2 separate regions of the Homo sapiens genome follow, and region 1 is linked to region 2. The links are chromatin contacts, found by Hi-C or POLR2A ChIA-PET in ENCODE. All regions are on one chromosome and are shown on one strand. The core of a region is the stretch at or near the end of the contact, and the rest is flanking DNA. Distances in the headings are between cores, read along the strand shown. Region 1 has its middle 3.6 kb from the start of TRC-GCA15-1. Region 2 has its middle 7.1 kb from the start of TRC-GCA11-1.

Region 1 (2,700 bases), core at 60-2,559, 160 kb before region 2:
TGCAGGGCAAGGTTAAGGTGGAAGAAGACTGTTTATAGAGTAGCTGGAGGGCTGGCGGGCTTGGGTAGAGGAGCTGAAACAGTAATGGGGATACAGGAAGGAGGCTGCCCCAAGAGACCATTTCTACTAACAGAAGGTATTGGAGGGCAGGGACAGGAAAGGGGCAAGTACCCAAGTTCTAGGCCAAAGCTCTAAGTGTGGAACTGAAACAGCAAAAGCTACCTCTTAAAAATTTAAGTTTTTGTAGGTACATAGTGGTATATATTGATGGGGTACATGAGCTATTGGGAAACAGGCATGCAATGTGAAATAAGCTCACCATGGGGAATGGGGTATCCATCCCCTCTAGCATTTATCGTTTGAGTTACCAGTGCCACTTTTTGGAGGGAAAAAAATACTAAATAAAAAGTTCACATCTCTTGTTAAAAGAATCCGCTTTAATGAGTAAGAAATTATGAAACATATCATTGAAAATAAAAGAAGTTCTGTTTTTCAGGCCATACATCTTATACTAATAAGGAGAGTCACAGGATGCAGAATATTTTCAACTCAGAGGAGTAGAGCAAAGTGTCATTTGCAAAATGATCAAATTAGACAGAGCCTCAAGTGACACTACACTTGACCAGGCTCTGTCTTCAGTGCCTGCTTCTCTGTTGTGTTTTCCTGCCATTCAATGTAAAGATAGTAAGACTTTGCTGCTTTCAAATACTTTTATTACCAGAACATGTTTTCAACCTATCTAAAGTATAAACTTATGTTGTTTATATAAATCTGAAGAATTATTAAATATAAGGTAGTTTTTAAAAAGGTTCATAAAACATGATTAGTATAAGGGATACTAAAAATCATGAATTGTGCTTCAGAATTCTATGCTGTATAGTTGAACCTCTATGAATTTTAAGATTTGTGTCAAAAAAGCTGTTTGTTCTCTAAAGCATAGAACGCCATGACATCCTCTAGTTTTTGAGATGGTTGATGTAATTCAGTGATCCCTTCTGCAGAAGTTCACCTTTAAAGCTTAACTATGATGTAAAATTGCCGTTGATAATTGGAACATCTGAACACAACGTAGAACTTTACTTACACTTTAACATGTTGACATTTCATCCTCTGCAAACTGTCTTGGCCTTATAAGGGCTTACTGATTGAGCTATAGATCCTGGTGGTTTGTCTTGGAAATAGAAGACCAATACCACCCCATCCCAGAGAGAATGTCTGGATCAGGCAAGGGAAAAATTAAGACAACTAGGAAATGTTGAAACAGCCTTTGTTCCTGGAAGATGCTGTTCTGGTCCAGTTTTTTTGTTTTGTTTCGTTTTGTTTTTGGTTTTGGTTTTGGTTTTGGTTTTGGTTTTGGTTTTGGTTTTGGTTTTGGTTTTTTGAGACGCAGTCTCACTCTGTCGCCCAGGCTGGAGTGCAGTGGCATGATCTTGGCTCACTGCAAGCTCCGCCTCCCGGGTTCACGCCATTCTCCTGCCTCAGCCTCCTGAGTAGCTGGGACTACAGCCACCCACCCCCACGCCTGGCTAATTTTTTGTATTTTTAGTACAGACGAGGTTTCACCGTGTTAGCCAGGATGATCTCGATGTCCTGACCTCGTGATCTGCCCGCCTTGGCCACCCAAAGTGCTGGGATTACAGGTGTGAGCCACTGCGCCCGGCCTCTGGTCCAGTTTTAAGTGCTGTCTACATAAGTGTGAAATGAAATTCAATCTTGGGGGCCCCAAATCACTAAGCTAAATGGAAAAGTCCAGCTGAGACCTGCTTAGGGCAAACCTGCCTCCCATTTTATTCAAAGTCACCCCTCTGATTATGAGATAAATCTCTATCAGATTGCCTCCTTTAGAGAGGCTCATCAGAAATGCAAAAGAGTGCAACCTTTTGTCTCTTCTCTACCTATGACCTGGAAGCCCCCTCCCAGCTTCCAGTTGTCCCACCTTCGCCTGGTGTTGTCCCACCTTTCTGGATGGAACGAGTGTACATCTTACACGTATTGATTAATAGCTCATGTGTCCCTAAAATGTATAAAACCAAGCTGTGCCCCTACCACCTTTGGAACAGGTTGTCAGGACGCCCTGAGTCAGTGTCACAGACACGCATCTGCGTCCTTGGCAAAATACACTTTCATAATTAATGGAGACCTTTCTCTAGATATTTGGGGTTCACCTAAGGATGAATAAGAAGAGGCAGAGTGGGAACAGGGAGACTTGGGCTACGGAGGCTTCTTGGAAGCTCTGCTAAAGTGGGGTCTTGCCCTTTGCTACAGTCTAGAGCCTCCTGGGAGCTTTTATCATGCCTGGGCCCCACCCTGGATGCTCTGATTTAATTGGTCTGGTGTGAGGCCTGGGAAATGGCACTTTCATGGACTCTTCAAGTGATTCTAATTTATATCTGGGGTTAAGAACCACCACTTTCTAGCCTCAGCATTTGCTGATTTCAGAAAATAATGAAACCTTTACCCTAGTGTCTAATAAGGAAGAAGTTAAAACGTAGACACCTATTTAAAATGTCGTAGTGGGGGGCGGTTCCAAGATGGCCAAATAGGAACAGCTCCAGTCTACAGCTCCCAGCGTGAGCAACACAGAAGACTGGTGATTTCTGCATTTCCATCTGAGGTACCGGGTTCATCTCACTGGGGCTTGTTGGACAGTGGGGGCAGGACAGTGGGTGCAGCCCACCGAGCATGAGCCAAAGCAGGTTG
Region 2 (2,700 bases), core at 32-2,531:
GGGCTTTCCAGGGCTTGGCGCGTGCTCGGAGCGTGCACTCAGCGGCCATTGTGTGTTTGATTTTTCCCAAGGGCAGGGCCGGCTTTTGTTCATTTCGCGCTTGCTCCAGAGTCTGGCGCAAGGTCCTCAGAGGTCCTCAGTGCACGCGAAATGAACGGATGAACAAGCCACAGGTGACAATGTGCGGGAAGAAACACGGGTACAATCCCAAATCTCTGCCCAGCTGGGATGGAGATGATTTTCTTCATTAAACCTGATCCAACACCTTTAAACGCTATCACTTAAAAATGGATTTTATCATTCCTTCTGATATTTCAGCCCCAATATTAGGTAGAGTACCCGGATCACTGCCAAATCCTCTTACCACCGTTGCAGGTGGCTGGTGTGCGGCAGAAATCCTGCTCCACGGCCCTGCCCTTTGCAGCAAGGTCACCCAGCTGCCTGATAAGGAGTCCAGGGACGGGCAGCAAGCGGGACTGCGGGGAAAGCGCCGGGCACGCCGCGTGGCACCCGAGGCCCGCCCGCCCTTCCTGGCTGGGTATGAACACCAGCCGCGCCCGCGGGCGGCGACCCCGGGCTTCCTCTCGTTCAGGTCGCCTGGCGCGGCCGTGCCTTCCTGCTTCCCTACGGCAGCGGCACACCGGGACCTTGGGGAACCGGGAAGGGGCCCTTCCCCAAGCCAGGCCTCTGGCCCATCCAGGTCCCCTCGAGTCCCCCCAGCTCACCCAGAGCTCAGCGGGTCCCGTCCTCGGTCTCCCCGCCGGCCTCGCGGCTCCATTGCTGCCGCCCGAGAGGCCCTACGCGAGCTCCTAAAACCCTGCGCCCTCCATTTGGCGCCTGTGGGATGGGGCACAACCGTGTCGGTCTCACTGGTGCTGTGAGTGCAGCTGAGAGCCAATGGAGCAAGGACTTAACACAAACGATTATATTTTTATTTTAAAGATGTATTTATGCGTCTCTATCCATATTTTAAATATGCACATTTTCTCGATTACATTAATTTTGATGACTTGACTTTTAGACGTTCCTCTGCCTGGGCGTTTTTTCTCCCGTCTGATGAGAACGGGAGCGCGCTGCTGGGTGCCCGGCAGGGCGCGCCGGCGGCCCACGGGCTGCCTCCCGGGCCAGCGCCACGTCGGGCCGCGCGGGGCCGCGCGCTGCCCCCTGCCGGCCAGAGGCGAGGAGGCCCCGGAGGCCGCGGCGCCCTCACCTGGCCGCTGGCGGCCGCTCTAGGAATGCGCGCGGCCTTCTCGGTGGTGGCGGCCGCCTCGCGCCAGAGACCCGCTAGTCCCGACATCCGAGCCCCAGCCCCGCCTGCCAGCCGGCTGGCCCTTAGTCGCAGTGCGGGAGCCGCCCGGCCGCAGCCCCGAACCAGCCCTGGTTAGCAGGAGCCGCTGTCAGGTTGCTTTTCTTGCACACACTGGCCTGCCGGCCAAGGCCCCAGCAAATCCCCGTGCAAACACAGTTGGTGCAAACACAGTTAGTGCAAACAAAGGTGCGGCCGCAGGAATCTGAGAGCACAGGAAATATGAGACCTACCCCACCTCGAAGGCTCAACCCACGGCACAAAACAGCACAGAAGACCCGGAGGGCCTTGGGTCCCAGAAGGAGAGGGGACTCCGTGAATTGACCCCGAGCTTTAGGGTTGCTCAAGCTTCTTCCCGGGCAGCCTGCATTCTACCCACTTTTCTCGTTGTGCAGATGAGGAAACCAAGGCTGAGGCCCAGCTCCTGGCCGCTCGCTGTGTTTGTCCCATGCGGAGGTGGACCTGGAGGCGCTCTCTCATGATAGGCTGCACTTTTTTTTTTTTTTTTTTTTGAGACGGAGTCTCGCTCTGTCGCCCAAGCTGGAGTGCGGTGGCAGGATCTCGGCTCACTGCAAACTCTGCCTCCCGGGTTCACGCCGTTCTCCTGCCTCAGCCTCTCGAGTAGCTGGGACTACAGGCGCCCGCCACCACGCCTGGCTAATTTTTTATATTTTTAGTAGAGACGGGGTTTCACCGTGTTAGCCAGGCTGGTCTCGATCTCCTGACCTCGTCATCCGCCCGCCTCGGCCTCCCAAAGTGCTGGGATTACAGGCGTGAGCCACAGCGCCCGGCCTGCACTTTTTTTCCTTGATATATTTTCAAATGTCTGCCTAGTTTTTTCCGAAGACTAAATTCTTTAGCCCAGGCTGCGGTGGCCCCCTAATAAAACAAATGCCATGCAAAGACTAACCTCCTGGAGTGGAACTGCCTGGTCCAGGGTACGAGCGTTTTCTAAGGCGTTTGAGGCATAGGGCCAGACGATCCTCCCGCAGGTCGGCCGTCTCCCCTAGTTCTGTGTGGGGAGCAGGCAAGGAAGCCCCGCTCTGTGGGCCGGTGGGAAGGCTGGCAAGCACCCGGTGTATTTGAGTGACGTGTGCCTCCGTGTGAGTGATGTGCAGGCGGCAGGGCCTCTGTCCTATTGTGGGGCCTCACTCTTAACGGATTTGAATGCTGTGGGAGCACTGGGCGGCCAGGGAATCTTTTGAAAAGGCAAATTTGATCATAGTCCTCTCTTGCTTGGGAGGTTCCCCATTGCTCTTAGGGTAAGGTCCAAAATCTTTCAGGACCCACTAGGCCCTGCCTGCCTTCTCGGCCCTGTCCGGGGTTGCTGTAACAAAGTGCCACAAACTGGTTGGCTTTAAACAACAGAAATGGATTCTTGCAGTTCTGGAGGC

What was found. A loop is a pair of places that touch in the nucleus more often than their neighbours do. ChIA-PET counts read pairs that join two places held with the same protein, here RNA polymerase II (POLR2A). Pooled maps may share reads with other maps.
Region 1: a pooled map shows a loop between it and region 2 (2.2-fold over the local background). The contact joins two enhancer-like sites. A Hi-C loop is called at or near these places in 4 of 168 maps with a recorded cell type or tissue (GM12878, OCI-LY7, mammary epithelial cell and 1 more), 19 of 37 single-sample maps with no recorded cell type and 14 of 50 pooled maps. POLR2A ChIA-PET finds 5 or more read pairs at or near these places in 3 of 52 experiments (H1, T-cell and activated naive CD4-positive, alpha-beta T cell).

Annotation. Positions count from the first base shown.
Region 1 is chr7:149,579,765-149,582,464 of GRCh38, reverse strand. It overlaps the pseudogene ZNF767P. Among named protein-coding and RNA genes, the nearest start is that of TRC-GCA15-1, 3.6 kb to the left of the region's middle. Within about 2 kb of position 1,309, at least 2 of the 41 ENCODE cell types and tissues checked have a DNase peak (open chromatin) inside an H3K27ac peak, as active enhancers do.
Region 2 is chr7:149,420,977-149,423,676 of GRCh38, reverse strand. No RefSeq gene overlaps it. Among named protein-coding and RNA genes, the nearest start is that of TRC-GCA11-1, 7.1 kb to the right of the region's middle. RefSeq lists a silencer at 1,009-1,258 and an enhancer at 1,390-1,889. Within about 2 kb of position 1,281, at least 17 of the 41 ENCODE cell types and tissues checked have a DNase peak (open chromatin) inside an H3K27ac peak, as active enhancers do.